Linked DNA regions of Homo sapiens: region 1 is linked to region 2. A link is an interaction called in ENCODE POLR2A ChIA-PET data of the cell type or tissue named here. Cell type or tissue: PC-9. All regions are shown on one strand. Each heading gives the region's core, and the rest is flanking DNA. Links, peaks and the distances in the headings are about the cores only.

Evidence for each region. ChIA-PET counts read pairs that join two places held together with the same protein. Peaks named below come from ENCODE experiments on the same cell type or tissue, not always from the same donor. Only the 100,000 strongest peaks of a DNase experiment are listed, where the experiment ranks them.
Region 1: POLR2A ChIA-PET joins it to region 2 with 5 read pairs; 5 of 35 experiments call an interaction of 5 or more read pairs at or near these places.

The regions. Positions count from the first base shown.
Region 1 is chr18:12,327,748-12,336,076 of GRCh38, reverse strand. AFG3L2 (AFG3 like matrix AAA peptidase subunit 2) reads left to right here. Exons shown (of 17, transcript NM_006796.3): 17 at 6,294-7,133. The coding sequence ends at 6,512. It overlaps LOC107985154 (a long non-coding RNA gene), which reads right to left and starts at 2,465. Exons shown (of 2, transcript XR_002958227.2): 1 at 1-2,465. It also overlaps a transcript of TUBB6 not described here. RefSeq lists enhancers at 1-167, 1,026-1,881, 7,662-8,329 and a silencer at 7,833-8,127. In PC-9, for the core only: CTCF peaks have their summits at 7,786 and 7,989 (motif pointing left); a DNase peak (open chromatin) is centred at 7,936.
Region 2 is chr18:12,251,689-12,260,017 of GRCh38, reverse strand. CIDEA (cell death inducing DFFA like effector a) reads right to left here and starts at 5,657. Exons shown (of 5, transcript NM_001279.4): 1 at 5,597-5,657. The coding sequence starts at 5,634. It overlaps LOC105371996 (a long non-coding RNA gene), which reads right to left and starts at 5,005. Exons shown (of 2, transcript XR_935158.3): 1 at 4,587-5,005; 2 at 2,562-4,439. RefSeq lists enhancers at 1,259-1,759, 5,915-6,521. In PC-9, for the core only: no CTCF peak of the experiment used is centred there; DNase peaks (open chromatin) are centred at 1,767 and 4,217; H3K27ac peaks cover 5,155 bases.

The sequences.
Region 1 (8,329 bases), core at 36-8,035, 76 kb before region 2:
GCTAGCTTGGCCCACACCCGGGAACAAGTGAGGACAGTGTGTGAGGCTAGAAGCAAGATGGAGTCAGCCATGCCAAATTTCTCTTGCTGTTATAATTTTGCAAAGGCAGCTTCACTAAGATTATGCTGTTCAATCAGCAAGTCTTCAAGAAGCCGACTATAACCCCTATGTTAGACTTCAGAAGAATCCATGCTGTCGGTGCACAAAAGTGTGCAGTGAAATGAGTGAGCACCAGCATCCCCAAAACACTGGAAAGCATGCAGCAGGGCTCTGAGGAAGAAAAGGCCAGCATGGGCAGAGTGGTCCAGGACGGCTCTGCAGGAGATAGGGCCGAGGTACCCAGAAGGATGAGCAGGTCATAGAGCTGAAGGAAGGGGAAGGAAGAGTGTGCGGCGTGGAGCCCGGGGGCAGCCCTGAGCCTGCTGCACTTGCAGGTGGTGGACCCTGTAGACCCAAGAGTGGCTGAGACAGATCTCTGTCAGCTTAGAGGTTTGTTTCGTCAAGGTTGAGGATGTACCCAGGGAAAAAGAAACACCAGTTACAGGGGATCTGTGGTCCCTGCTTTTTCCAGAGAGAGCTTCGAGGGCTTGAATATTTAAAGGGGAAAGAGTGGCAGGAAGGGAAGGAGGAAGGGAGAAAAGGGGAGGGTAGGTGGTGAAGGTGAGTGGTCGCATTCTTGATTTTTGCCCATTGAATCCACATGTGACATGTGAAAGGAGGAGTAGAGGGATGTCAGTTACGCATGCATCTCTTGTTCAGTAAATCCTCATTTTACATGCAATAAAGTAAACATAGAGTAGAAGAAAGAGTCAAATACACATTTGTCTCAGGTTGGCAGAGGGATGATTTCTGGTCTGGTCTTTGTCCATTCCTGTGAGATAAGCTGTTAACTTACATTGTCAGGGTGAGATCCAGCAGAACTTTGTTTCAGGGTAAAGGTTTTAGGGCCCACAAGGAATCTCCTTGTGAGCAATGAGTGAGGGAGGCCACCTGGGGAGATAAATGGTTTCTGTCTTTGCAGCCATCTCTTTAGGAACAATAGGAAGGCAGCTCTTGTGCAACTCAGTTTCCAAGCTTAACTTTTCCCCTTGGCATAATGCGTTTAGGGTCCCGAGATTTTATTTTCCTTTCATAAGTCCCAGGCCCTCCAGAGCTAGGTAGAAAGTTGAGGCACACAGCTTTAGAAGTAGAAGTGATCTTAAAAATGATCTAACCCAGCCTCCTTATTTTGTAGTAGTTCTTAAAGGAGTCCTTAAAGAATCTTGAGCAGAAATGATGAAAAGATCATTTCAGGAGAGTGTGGTGGCAGCATGCCAGCTGGATTGGAACAGGAACACAGACCAGACCAGCTTGGAAGCAGTGGGGGCATCTCAGCACTCCTCAGGTGGTGCCTGCAGGGGTGGCCATGAAAATAAAAAGGCAAAGGCAGAGCTGTAAAACCAAGACTTCATAGAGAACAAAAGAGAAGAAAGCCCAAGAATGACTCCAAGGCATCCCTGGGCAGGGGGAGGAAAGGGAGTGATAAACGGTTTGGTCTCAACACCCAAGAGGATTTGAGCAAGGCGCATTTGCAATCAGAATATGAACAGAGGTCAGGGCTGCCAGATAGCCAGGTGTTGAGCTGTGAAAGACAGGAATGCAGAAGAGCCCAGTCCAGATGAGCCCTCTGTGAGGCACTGAGGAGGTCTGCAGTGATGTGAGAATCTCCCCAGTTCTCCCACCCATCCACAGTCTCAGTGTCTGTACTCACACGACTCACGCTGCACAACTAAGGTCTGTTTATTGAAAGGAGAATTGGGTTAGCATGGTGAGGCTCTTGAAACACTGGACAGTTTTGAAGTACTTTCTGGTCCATCAGAGAGAATGAGCCACGTGCAGAATACTGCAGAGCCAGCCAGGAGGTAGGGAGGCTATGGAGAAGAGAGGGGCTAGGGCCTGTGCTCCTGAAACCATTGCCTTCCAGACTCTGCGAGGGCAGGGAGTGTGTACCTGAGGGCTTGCCAGCATTCACCCAACACCTGTGTACCAGGCACTGCCTGAGGGTTCCTTTCTGAAAACCCTGTGACCTCATGAGGTGGCTAACATTAGTGACCTCTTACATCAGTTTCAGGTGAAGAAGCTGTTAACAGAGAGAGGTCAGGTAGCTTTGCTTAGGGTCATACAGTGGGTAAGCAGCACAGCCAGGGTCTGACCCAGGTGTCCTGCCTGCAGAGCCCTGGTCGTTCCCCTCTCCCTGAGCCTGTGTGGCCCTGTAAGGCAGCTGCGGAGGGCTGCCGAGCACTTGGTGGCCGCTGTGAATCGAGAACTGTTAAATGTCAAGTGCATGCTGGTTACTGAAGATTCAGCATGAAGAAAGGAATGTAAAAAAACCTCAATCATGTTTTGTGTCGTCACATGTTGAAATAATATTTTGGCCAAGAACTGTGGCACATGTCTATAATCCCAGCACTTTGGGAGGCTGAGGTGGGTGGATCACTTGAGCCCAGGAATTCGAGACTAGCCTGGGCAACATGGTGAAACCCTGTTTGTACTAAAAATATAAAAAATTAGCCCGGCATGGTGGTGTGCATCTGTAGTCCCAGCTACTTGGAGGCTGAGATGGGAGGATCACCTGAGCCCAGGAAGTTGAGGCTAGAGGCTACAGTGAGCTGTGATCACGTCACTGCATTCCAGCCTGGGTGACAAGTGAGACCCTGTTTCAGGGGGAAAAAATATATATATATAATTATATATTATATATATAATTTTATATATTATATATTTATAATATATAATATATATTTATATATTATATATAATCTATATTTATAATATATAATCTATATATTTATATAATTATATATCATATATTTATATAATAGATTATATATTAGATTATTATATATATTATTTATTATATTATCTATTATTATATATATTAGATTATTATATATTATATATATTATATATATAATCTATTATATAATAGTTATATAATAGATTATAATCTATTATATAATAGTTATATAATAGATTATAATCTATTATATAATAGATTATATATTTTTATATATTATTAATATATTTTATATTATATATAATTTATATAATATATTTATATAATATATAATATATTATAGTATATAATATATTATATGTTATATAGTATATGTTATATATAATATATATTTTTTATATATTGGATTAAATTATTGAAATGTAAGTGATCACCCACAACTATGGTGTGTGTGTGTGTGTGTGTATAAGCAAATTGAGAATTAAAAATGGCCTAAGAATGAATCCTAAAGCTTTTTTCCCTTACGTATATGCAGACAATATATTTTTAAAATCAGAGCATTATAGTATTCTGGTTTTCTAAACAATCCTAATCTTTTAGAGATATAGACAAAAAATATATATATATATATGGATAAAATGATATGACATCTGGGATTTTCTTAAAAATAATCTAGAGAGCTGAAACAAGAATGTTTCTAAATTGATCACTGTTGATAGTGGTTACATGGGGATTATCCATTCTTTCCACTTTTGTACCTATTTGAAGCATTTTATAATAAAATTTTTAAAAACTGAAAAGACAAAACTTTCATAATTTTATATCTTTAAAAACATAACATTTATTGCAAACTACAAATAGATTAAATTTCAGAGTAAGGAGTTATCTCAAGAAATAAGTCTGGCCAGGTGCAGTGGCTTATCCCTGTAATCCCAGTACTTTGAGGGGCTGAGTTTGAGACTAGCCTGGCCAACATGGTGAAACCCCATCTCTACTTAAAATACAAAAAGTTAGCTGGGCGTGGTGGTGGACGCCTGTAATCCCAACTACTGGGGAGGCTGAGGCAGGAGAATCACTTGAACCTGGGAGGCGGAGGTTGCAGTGAGCCAACATCGCGCCATTGTACTCCAGCCTGGGTGACAGAACAAGACTCTGTCTCAAAAAAAAAAAAAAAAAATCATTTTATGAGATCAACTTATAATTTAAACTGCTTAATTTTCTTTACACTAGGTATATGATCTAACATAAACACTGTTCCCTCTTCTCATGATACCGTCACACTTCCATGTGTGTACTCCGGTAGGGGTCCCTTTTTCTGTAGGCTGTTAAAACGTGTAATGTCAAATTTATGGTCCAGCTGTAACAAATGAATAGAACTTCAAAGTAAACTACTGTCACATTAACCTTCCTGCCTTCATTTTGTATCTCTGCCCTTGTTTTATATATATATATATATATATATATATATATATATATATATATATATATATATTTATTTATTTACTTTTAGACAGACTCTCCCTCTGTTGCCCAGGCTGGAGTGCAGTGCCTCCATCTTGGCTCACTGCAACCTCCGCCTCCTGGGTTCAAGTAATTCTCCCGCCTCAGCCTCCTGAGTAGCTGGGATTACAGGCAGGTGCCACAACGCCAGGCTAATTTTTGTATTTTTAGTAGAGACAGGGTTTCACCATGTTGGGCAGGCTGGTCTCGAACTCCTGACCTCAGGTGATCCGCCGCCCCAAAGTGCTGGGATTACAGGCGTGAGCCATTGCGCGTGGCCATATATTTTTTATGTACCATTTAAAAGAAACTTTAGACAAAGTAAATTTAACAGATAAGTTTATTTGAGCAAAGAACAGTTTGGGAATCGGGCAGCCCTCAGAATTAGAAGTTCAGAGCTCTGCTCCGGCAGCATGAGCAGCAAGCTTTTGTAGGCTGAGCCTAGAAGCAAAGAAAGAAACTGCAGTCATGTGTTGCTTAATGATGGGGATACGGTCTGAGGAGTTTGCTGTTAGTTGATTTTGTCGTCGTGCAGGCATCAGAGTGCGCTACACCTGCCGCACACCTAGGCTGTGTGGTGTGGCCTATTGCTCCTAGGCTGCATACCTGCTCGCATGTGACTGTACTGAATGCTTCAGGCCATTGTAACACAATGGTATCTAAACACATCTAAACATAGAAAAGGTACAGTTAAAATAAGGTATTATAATCTTACGGGACCACCATCTACATGGGGCCCATCATTGACTGAAACGTTGTTAGCAGTGCATGACTGCTCTTAGCGGTGCATGACTGCTTGATTGGCTACTGCTGGGCATTTGCCTTATTTGTGTGGTCCAATGCATGGTCCCAAGTTCTGCCACAGTTGGCTGGTTGGCTGTTTATGATTGGTAGAAGCTTAATTTGAAGTTAGTTACAAAGAATGCCTCTAGGTTAAGTTCCAGTTTGTGTATGGATGGGTTCTGGGTACAGAAAAAGCCCTAAGCTGATGGCTCCTGCCTAGTCTGTTTTTTTTTTTTTGAGACCGAGTCTTGCTCTGTTGCCCAGGCTGCTGGAGTGCAATGGCGCGATCTCGGCTCACTGCAACCTCTGCCTCCTGGGTTCAAGCCATTCTCCTGCCTCGGCCTCCTGAGTAGCTGGGCTTACAGGCACCCACCACTGCGCCTGGCTAATTTTTGTATTTTTAGTAGAGACGGGGTTTTGCCATTTTGGCCAGGCTGGTGTCGAACTTCGGACCTCAGGTGATCCGCCCACCTCGGCCTCCCAAAGTGCTGGGATTACAGGTGTGAGCCACTGCACTTGGCTGCCTATTCTGCTTTAATGCACATAAAAAGATACATTCTTATCACCTCAGAAAAGCAAACGTAAGATGCTGTGCACACTGAACATCTTGTTTTTTTAATTGAAGTGTGTATCTCTGAGATGTATATAGAACATACACAGCCTCCTCCTATTTTTTTTTGTTTGTTTGTTTTGAGAAGGAGTCTCGCTCTGTCGCCCAGGCTGGAGTGCAGTGGCACAATCTTGGCTCACTGCAACCTCCGCCTCCCGGGTTCAAGTGATCCTCCTGCCTCAGCCTCCCAAGTAGCTGGGACTACAGGCGCACACCACCATGCCCAGCTATTTTTTTGCATTTTTAGTAGAGACACGGTTTCACCCTGTTGGCCAGGATGGTCTTGACCTTGTGATCCACCCGCCTCGGCCTCCCAAAGTGCTAGGATTACAGGCGCGAGCTACCGCGCCCGGCCAGCTTCCTCCTCATTATAGATGGTCAGCATTCATTGTGCAGATGTGTGGAAATATGTCTAGTATGGAAATGTATCCCTTACAGATGGACATTGGTTGCTTTGATATTTTGCACATCTTACTCTAAAACTATGCAACCTTATGTATGAGACATCTTTTTCATTGGTCTTAAATCCTTTTTTGGAATGGGGTCACCTGTAAATAAAAAATTAATATTTCTGAATAGACTTTGCTGAGTAACTGTATTTAATGAAAATTGTTCATATTTCAGGTTGCTCTTCTGTTGTTAGAAAAAGAAGTATTAGATAAGAATGATATGGTTGAACTTTTGGGCCCCAGACCATTTGCGGAAAAATCTACCTATGAAGAATTTGTGGAAGGCACTGGCAGCTTGGATGAGGACACCTCACTTCCAGAAGGCCTTAAGGACTGGAACAAGGAGCGGGAAAAGGAGAAAGAGGAGCCCCCGGGTGAGAAAGTTGCCAACTAGAGGCCCAGAGGGAGGCCATCTCAGTCTGTCCACTGTGGTTTCAGCTGGTGCATTATTTCAGCTGTGGCTTTCAGAAGAATGGGAATGCTGCGCTGATTTTAGCCAGCCACTGGCCCAGCTGAAATGATGGGGAAAGGAGTCCTTAGTCCTTTCAGCCTCAGAGGTCACAGTGGGTGGCAGGTGACTTTCCGGAGGCCTTGAGGGAAATGCACACTGTCCCATAGCCTCATTGGGCTCCCAGACGTGCTGGAAAGGTTGAGCCCAGAGTGGCCGAGGCTGGACCCTGTGGCACCAAGTGGGGTCGGCTGACCGTGTGGCAGGGATCGTTGCACTGGACTCTTGGCGTGTGGGAAGGGATGCTTTCTCTTTGTCGCCCACTCTTCATTCCTGTTTCTCCTCAGTTCCCCTGTGCAGATGGGCTGTGAAATTAAATTGGAGTCTTGATAAGAACATTTTAATTTGACTTAATATTTTAAAGATTGAATCCAGATCACTTGTTGCTGTCTTAATGGAATGGTTTTCTACAGGAGCTGTAACATACTTAAAAATATGAATGTATTATGTAAATATGGCTTCTTTACATAAAAAATAAAATGTCAACACTGTACTTTTCTGAACACACATAGGGTCCCTATTTATGCTCTGGATATTTTTAGAAAACATAATGGCAAGAAATTAAATTTTCTTGCTTTTTAGAGGAGAATCCTTCAAAATCTCAGCCTCGCTGGTTCTCATTAGCTCCCACAGGAGGTTGGAACCTTCTAGAGTTATGTGTCCTGTAAAGATGCACTGAGCTCTGGATATAAAGTACATGGGTCCTGAGGGGTTAGTCATGGCCTGAATCTGTGATAACCACCCCAGTGCAGGTCCTCAAGAGGCCAGTCATGGCCAGATGTTGGCCACACCTTCTGGGTATAGAAGTTAACGTATAACTGTAGCGGGCCTGGCAGGCTGACCTGAGCCGTCACCTGGATTTTAGAGAAGGAACAGTGGAACTAAGCTGGAGTCCCCTGGGCCCTGGCTCTCTGGGGACATCTCAGGAGTGGTCTGACTGGTAAGCTGCTCCTATTGTCTATTGAAAGGGAGTTATTGGTTATGTGCTTCCAGAAAAGTGAGTCTGTAGTGTTGCAAACCTATATCAAAATTCCTTAAAAAAGATGGCATGAGGAAGATTTGCTATGTCTTCTATCAATTGCTGTTATTTGGACATGGAGGAGACACTGGCATTTTTAACTATTTACATTTTTAGCAGTCTGTTTTAGCATTATTCCAGCTTGCCTTGTGTGGTGTTGATGTTGTCGGAACAGTGGCTTTAGAATTAACACAATCTAGTGGCATCCCTGCCATGGCCCCAGGCCATGCATGCTCCACCCATGGCTACTTCCCAGCAGCCTGAGATACCCACCTGTCCCCGGCAGGCCGTGGAAGCAGCTGTTTGGACTCCACAGCTCAGCATGCCAGGAGAACAGGCGCCCCCTGCTGGACCTTTGCACCTGCAGGCATTGCCACACTGGCCACTTCCTTTCCTCATAGGGTGTTTTTGGGAGGTGCCCAATGAAGCATTGTTTCCAGGCTGAGGCTCACACAGTTGTGAGGGTGCTGGGTGTGCTTTTTACCATACAGGCAGTAGACGATTAGGAGACGCTCTCTACTCCTTATCCAACCACTGCAAGGCATGGAGCCAGCGTGGGCTGCCCTCTCACAGGCCTTGGCTGTGAGACCTCCCGGGGGACGAGAGTGGGGCCCACTGTCTGTCAGGCTTGATACAGTAAGAGTGACAAAGCCAGATAGCACCGACAACACCCATGTTTCTGGTG
Region 2 (8,329 bases), core at 132-8,131:
CAGACCAAGGTCATTGGCAAGAATTTGGTCTGGAGTATCCTTGGCCAGGATGACATCAGGGCCTCATAACTGCTGGCATCTAAGCACCATGGCCAGCAGTGTATTAGCAATTTCAGCTCTTGTTAATGTTAGTTCAATTTTTGTTTGTTTGTTTTTGGAGACAGAGTCTCGCTCTGTTGCCCAGGCTGGAGTGCAGTGATGCCATCTGGGCTCACTACAGCCTCTGCTTCTCGGGTTCAAGCAATTCTCCTGCCTCAGCCTCCTGAGTAGCTGGGGTTACAGGCGCCCGCTACCATGCCTGGCTAATTTTTGTATTTTTAGTAAAGAAAAGGTTTTCACCATGTTGTTCAGGCTTGTCTCCAACTCCTGACCTCGTGATCTGCCCACCTTGGCCTCCCTAAGTGCTGGGATTACAGGTGTGCACCACCATGCCCATTAATTCAATATTAATTAATATTAGCAAATTATCCTCACAACCTTGCAAGGAAACTATTGCCCCACTTCACGGATGAGAAAACTGAGGCTCAGAGTGGCTTCTCCAAGTGGGCCAGTCAATAAGGGAAAAAGATAAAACCTGATCCCAGGTCTGTCCAAAGCCAAGACTTTTTTTGGTTGTGGGAGCAGGTTGTTTTGTTATCCATCCTCTGAACTTCAAATCTCAAGCAATAAACATCTATCTAGAGGGCTGTGCGGAAAAGCTGCTCTATGGCTGAAAGCACAGCAGCGCTTCGAGTTCATGCCCTCAACGCCTTTCCCTTCTGGGTAGACAAAGTTGCTACACAGTTTGTTTTCAATGAGGCAAGCCCGAGGGAAATGTGCTGGGTTGGGGCTCCGGACCTGTCAGAATGACCCGCACACGTTTGCCAGGGACCCACCTAGCCAATCAGAGCCTCGCCCGGCCGGGCTGTGCACCAACGCGGCCCCAGGACTGGCACACAGCTTCTGAACTGTCACCTCGATTAAGAGAGTGACGCAGGGTTCTCAGTTACACAATGCCATAAACAACACTGCTGTGCTGACACCACGGGGAATTCGGGCACACTCTCACTCCTGGTGACCCGGGGGGAGAGGGCGGTGAGGACGGGCTGTGTTACATTTCACGTTCAGAACCCTGGCGTCGCCTCCACCTCATCATGGCAGCTGAAATTTAAACTAGCTGAAGTCCCCTCAAGGAGGGTGACAGAAAGGCCCAAGTGCCGCTGGATGCCAAACCCTCGTGTGTGAGAGCTAGCGCCTTGCCTTACCACTCCTTGGGATCCACCTTACAGTGAAACCTAGGCCTGGGGAAAGCAGGAGGCGAATCGTCAGGGCAGCAAAGGCTAGACCAGGGTCTGAATCCAGCTCCGGCTTCCACCCAGCGGTGCGGCACCTGGCCAGAAGACGCGGCTCCCACAAGAGAGAAGGGCCCGGCCTCAGCAGCGAGAAAGAGCCCCTCTTCGCCCCCAAGGCAGGAAGTCACCACAGTCTTGCACAAGGCCTCTAGCATCTGTCTCACGGAGTCTGGCGGTGCATCTCCTACTTTCCCACAGCGCCTGTCAGCACGCCATCTATTTACTGAGTGAAAGATGCTAGGCCAAAATCAGAGAAATGAGAGAACATGGTCCATGTCTTCCAATGCTAGGTCCAGCCCCAGTGGTCAAAGGCGCAGCCCTGGCCCTGCATCTCCTCATTGGACGAACATGCTCACGCCTTCGTAAGCACCTGTGCTCCGGTGACCTGGCCCAGATGATTAATTCCAGGTTCCTGCGGTCTTTACCTGTCTGACAAGATAAGAGCTGGCAACCATTTCTGGTTCTCCCTGCCTTCACCTGCCCTCAAGATTGCCATCGTCAGTGAAAAAACACCTATTGTTCTCACCTGTAGCATTTCCAAACCAAGAGCTGCGTCACTGCTGGAGGAAAGGCTGGTGGGGGCACAGAGGAAAGGAAATTTACACCCCACCTTCTTGTCAAGGAGGAGGTGAGTGATTTCTGGGTCAAATTATGTAAAATCAAGGCTGTCTCATATGTAACACAGAAAGGGGTTGAATGAGATGTTCTGCACGCCAGGCCTATGTACTCCAGGACCCTACAGGTACCGAATCTGCTGCTACATGAACAAGCCACCGTCTCCACCCAAGTCACCTCCAGCCCGCTGAGTAGAGTCATCTCTATCACTGGCCATCAGCACCGTGCCTAAAAGCAGGGCCACTGAGCGGCCCTAGGATCCTGCGTTTAGACACACCACACATGAGAACTGCCGCTCCTAATTCCTGTGAAAGTGGGGGCACACAACCACAGGAAACAGAAAGGGAAATAACCCTCTAACAGGGAAGATATAAGGAAACAGTTTGTTTAAGGAAGTAGGCTGTTTCACAGAAATCCAGAGAGGAAAAGTCAGACTTCATAGAACGCTGTGAAACGGCATGTCTCTCAGGAACAGGTGGGAAGGGAAGGTTTTGTATTCTGCCCCGAGGGAGGCAGGGCGCCGCCAACTTCCAAAAGTGTGTGAAATACACCAACAAGCCACAGACTGACAGTAGACCTGAACTCTTCTCCAGTAAAACAAACCTGAGCCGTACAGAGAATTAAAAAGCTTTCTTTACATGCCACCTATGGAGGAAAAGGGCCCAGTATTAAGGTCTTCCTCAAAGTGAAATATTTTGGTGTCATGGGTGAGGGGGCAGCAGTACAGGCTGTGTAAAATAGTGCCTGGGAATATTCAGGGGGCAGTGATGGCTGAGGGAACTCTGCATCTCATCATTAGGAAGAAAAAGAGGCAGCCACCGTGGGAGGAAGAAGCAGTACACAGGAATTGGACAGAAGCCAACCGAGCACTGTCACCAAGAGCAGCAGGGAATGCCAAGGAGGGAAGTGTGAGGTCAAGCACAGCCACGCAGAGAAGGAAGGGAGGGCTGGGAAAGTGCTCCACAGGCCTGGAGAAGAGTCCCTGAGCTGTAGAGACAGTGTCAGAGGATGGTGGGGTCAGTGGCAGGAAGCAGGGAAGCAAGTGCTGCCTTGACGAGACTTCCTGCTGCCCGGCTCCCCTAGGGCTCTTGGACGTGACATATGCAGGTGGGAGCACACCTACCCCCCAGATAAACTCGCCCCGACAAGGACTGCCTGGTTCATGGCTCAGTTCTTCGCAAGCTACCTAAAGGCTTGACATTATCAAGTGTTCAATACATGACCATGAAGTCTTTGAACACTTTGCAGTTTCGTTAAAATAAGAATTTAAATTCAAGAAGCAGAAAGCTGAGAGATTGACTTGTAGCATACTTAATTCCTTACTAATGTCACTAAGAAGACTGGTGAAATTTGTACTGAAATAGCAGCACAAAACCTAGAGTTCCTTGTTCAAGGAAAGGAAAAATGTGCTAGATAGCTATGAAAGCAGCCATTTCACACGAAGCTTATAACATGTACCAGCTTCATAACAACTTCAGCGTTTGGCAGGAATGTTATCACTGGCAGAACACAGGAACAGAGCAGACTTTGTCTGTGATAGTCAACCTGCATGTGGACCTCCTTGATGTCTGGAGCTTTGTTGTGAGACCTCAGGCTGCTTTCCTCAGGACCAAGGCCCCTAACGATTCTAGCTGACTAACAAATGCCTGGGTTAAGGTTTCACCACTGACTACAAGTACCTGATTTTTAAAAATTTTTGTGCACATTGATTCGGTTCTTTCCTTGGTAAAATGTAGTTACTAATAAAGACAGAATTATGACATCCTGGACCTGGTTTAAATTAAGGAACCCTGAGAGGAAGCCGAAGTCCAGCAAGAGCACAATTAGCAAATATGTTAGGACCTGGCCTCTGGCTCTTTTGCCCGGACAGGGTTTTAGAGAGGGGCAGGGAAGAAAAGGTGTTTTCCCTTCAACAAGAATTACAGATTGTTTTCTTCCAGTTTAGTTTGGTAACAGGTAGATTTCACAGAATGACAGTAGTCCAGCCTGGGAGCAGGTAGATTTCACAGAATGACAGTAGTTCAGCCTGGGAGCAGGTAGATTTCACAGAATGACAGTAGTTCAGCCTGGAAGCAGGTAGATTTCAAAGAACTGCAGCAACAGCTTGTCCATAACAGGTAGAGTCATTCACTCCTGGGATGAGCCAAGCTGGAAGGAATGTGTCCTAGGAGACTCAAGGTTTCCCAATGTTTCATTTGTCAACAGCTCATAAGCAAGTCACTTCCACTTCACACGACCTCACAGAGACCCCACACAGATGCATTTTGGATTTTGGTGAGCTGTTATAATAGTCAGAGGCAGGGACAGGCTCAGCCTGAATCCTGCTCAGAGGCCAACCAGGATTGGTTAGTGCGAGTCAGCCCACACCTCCTTCCCCCATGCTCCGGAGGAACAGTGGGTGTGTTGTGAATTCACTGGAAAAGTGGTTGGAAGGACGCATTCCAAACTGCTAAGACCTCCCCTCCTGGAAGTGGGACTGTGGTGTGGATGGTTCTGGAAGAACGCAAAAGATACAGGGCCCTGACCTTTAGGCCTAAGCGTGTTAATGACCATACACGAAGCAGGTGTTTCTCAGCGTCCCCCTGCCACCGCCCCGACTTGTACTGTGGGCTTATTTTTAAAGAGAAAGATGCTTCTAACCTGCAGTGTCTACAACAGCTCCCATTTAAGAACCCGGGATTGGAAGCTCATAGATTGCGTTTCGTAGCCGGACCGCTCCCTTTCACACATGTAGTCTCTCTGCCCGCCACACGTAGCACACACAGTGGGACCCGGCGCCGCTGAACGCCTGCACCTTCAAGCCCGCAAATGGTTCTCTATCCTTTTCCAGGTACTTGATCTTCAGAGAAACACGATCTCCCTCTTAGACCTTACTTTACAGTTGCTGCCACGCAATGACTTAGGATTTTACCAAGAATTGGCTTGGGTCTGTTGGGATATGAATATTAACCCAAGCAGGAAAATAGCCAATGCTGCCTGTTCGACCACGAGCGGGTGCGAAGCGCAGGGAAGACTCCTCAGGGTCCACCCGCCCCTTGTCCCCCCTGCTCCCCAGGCAGCGTCTCCGCCCTTGGACCCGGAGGCAAGGAGGAGCGCTTCTCCCAGCACCACCAACCTGGAGGGCTCCGCCGGACGGTTGGGGCCTCCCCTCGGAGACCAGAGCCCGCGCTTCCAGGAGGGGCCAAGCCTGGGCCCCTCCCGCGCCCAGCTCCCGTTGTGATTTCCAGGACCCCCAGAAGCCCGGTCCCCTCGCATCGCGGAAGCTTTGCTCGGGGTTCCTGGGACCGGACCCTCTTCTGCGCCCGCGACTGCAGCAGCGGCCAGAGATGCATGCAGCCACTCGCCAGCTGTCACCTGGTTTGCAGACGCCCGCGCACCTCGCAAGAGCCACACCTGGTACCTGTGCCCAGCTGCAAGAGGGTGAGGAGGCGCGGGACGGGATTGGGCTCTGCCCGCGGGCGCGGCTGGACGGCTTGGGCACCAGTGGGGCGGATGGGTGTGTGCGCGGGGTCGCGGAGCGCAAGAGAATGCGGGGAGCAGGGGGCTGAAGGGAGCGGGGTACGGTACTAGAGGCGCACAGGGGAATATGAGGCCACCGAACGCAAGGCGATTGGAAGCGCACGGCAATCAGGGGGACGCGGGGCACTCGCCTGATGAGGGCTCCTGCATAGTCCCGGGCGGCCTCCATGGCGCGGATCCCCTAGCGGGCCTGGAGGTCTGTCTGCCTGCACAGCCTCTTAAAGTGCGGCGGCCCCGCCCCCGCCCGCCTGCCAGCCCCGCGAAGGCCTGACTGGCGCAGGGGAGGACGTTTTGGCACGAGCTCTCCACCGCCGAGGATCGCGACTTCGCGCTCTGGGAGCCCCCGGTCGTCCTGGCTCCCGCAGCCTGGAGCCGCGCGTCCTTCGCTGCCTTGGGCCGTACCGAGGACCTTGGAAGCCCAGATGCTCCCCGGGTCTCTTTTGGTCACTTGCCAGCCTGTTCGTTTTGCACTTCTGGGGGTCGGGGCAGTTGGGGTCATAACCAATCCTGGCAGCATCACTTTGGCCGCGGAAAGACGGGTATGTGGATTTTAAACCCAGGCCACGGGTGGGGCAGGTGAGGAGACGGATGTGAGCGCCACTTGCCTCCAGCTCTGGAGTCCCCCAGAGCCCAGCCCCAGGCTCAGCGAGCCGCTGGTTCCCTGCAGGGATGCGGAAGCTGCCGCAGACACCGGGACCTGCAGCCCTTCAGGTTCTCCGAGGCGCCTGGGCTTCCTGCCCGCTGCGCTGCTCTCAAGGCCATGTCATGAGCATTTGGGGACAGTGAGAAGGGCATGCAGAACGGGAGGGGAAAGGAGCCTTTGGACTGCATGAATTGCCTTTTAGCTGTAGTAAGGGACCCTCGCAGAGTGAGGAGGCAAAGAGTGAACCCCGCTGGGGCTGGGGGACTTCCGTCCACACCCTGCTCTCATGGTTGTTCCCATCGGAAGACGCAATTAGGGCCTCTGAGACCTCCGAGGAAGGCGGGCAGTTACAAGGGGTTCCCAGAACCCCTCACTACAGGACTGAAGAGGTGGGCTCAGTGTTGAGGGGTGGGACTCGGGCAGTAAGAGGTGTAACTTTCTGGGATGGAGGCTTGCTAGGATATCCTCTCGTGCCCAACTGCTGACTGCCGCCTGGAAACAGCGTTTCGGGAGCTGCAGCGGGACCCTCGCCGGCTCCTCCTGAGCCCACCTGGTTTGAGCAGACTGACCTGATCTCTTAAGACCTGACCCTATGCCCGCCCTCTTCCTCCGCTGGCTCTCAGAAAGGGTCACCGTGGTCAACAAGCCTTGTGACTTGCAGGACTGTTGAAGCCAAAGGCAATTGCCTTCCAGAGTCAAGGACTCCGCCTGCTGGGAACACCCAGCTCCAGGCTCACAGGGGGCAGCTTCCCCCAGAGGCACTGAGCGGACACAGCTTTAGGAGGTCATTCACTGCCCCTCCCACTCACAGCCCCAATGTGATGGATGAGAAAATGGGTCCAATCAATTCAGGTCAACTTACCTCTAACCTTTTTATTGTGAAAAAGTTCAAATATAGAGATACATAGAAAGAACAGGGCTGAGGGTACTGGCTTACATCTGTAATCCCAGTACTTTGGGAGGCCAAAACAGGAGGATGGCTTGAAGCCAGGAATTTGAGACCAGCCTGGGTAACACTGTGAGACTACTATCTCTACACAAAAATAACGATAATTAGCCAAGCATGACGGCGAGCACCTGTAGTGCTAGCTACTCAGGAGGCTGAGGAGGGAGGATCACCTGAGCCCAGGAGTTTGAGGTTGCAGTGAGCTGTGATCATGTCACTGCACTCCAATATGGGCAACAGAGTGAGACTTTCTCTCTAAAGAAAGAAAAAAATCTGTTTGTGTGTATATATCTATCTATCTATATATAAGATAGATAGATAGATAGATAGATAGATAGATAGATAGATAGATAAGAGAGAACAGTACAATGAGCACACTTACACCCAGCCCCTGGATTCAACCACTGTTAACATTTTGACATATTTCTTTGTTCTTTATATTTGAATTTGAACCCTTCCAAATTAAATCCTTTAGCTTGCATCTCTGGAGAAACAAGGACATGATCTCATACATAACCATAGTGACATTATCACTTCTAACAAAATAAAAATAAAGACCTGGGCACTGAGTGTGGACATGGGGGTGGGGTGGGGACTAGCAAACATTTCCAGGCCATGGCGATGGCAGAAGGGACCCAGCAGGAGATCACCCTGGGGTTTTGAGCTTGGGAGACTGGAGAGATGAGGAATCCTGGACGGGAGCAAGTCTGTGGTGGAAGCGGAGATGGTGGTGAGACCAGGCCCTGGGGACCCCTTGGTCACGGAGGCAGCATAGCCCTGGTGTGCATTGGTTCTCATGCAGATCTTCAGGCTGGGAGTAAAAGTCGGTCACTGCCCTGCTGCTGAGTGGGAATCCTGGAGTGCTGCGCTAGGAGGGTGGTGGGGAGAGGTGGGAGAGGGCAGAGGGCAGACTGAGCTCCAGGGGACTTGGCTGCAAACCCAACAGATGATGGAGAAGACAACAGTGCGAGTCATGCCCAGCCTTCCAGCATATTCTCGTCTCCAGCACACAAATTCATTCCACTCTCACTCGACAGGTTTCATTCATCCATGTTCAACAACTACTCTGTGCCCGGGCAACCAGGATTGGGAACCCAGCTTTTTAGTTCAATTCACCAAATGTTTGTTGTCACAGAGCCTGTGCAGCTGTGAACAGTGGGCTCCACCTGACACCCACACCCTCAGGGAGGGACCTCAGCATTGCCTTCCCTCGGCTCCCAGCAGTATCTGTGGGGTGATGCCACAGTGGGCTCTGCTCTTTCTCCAAAGTATGGA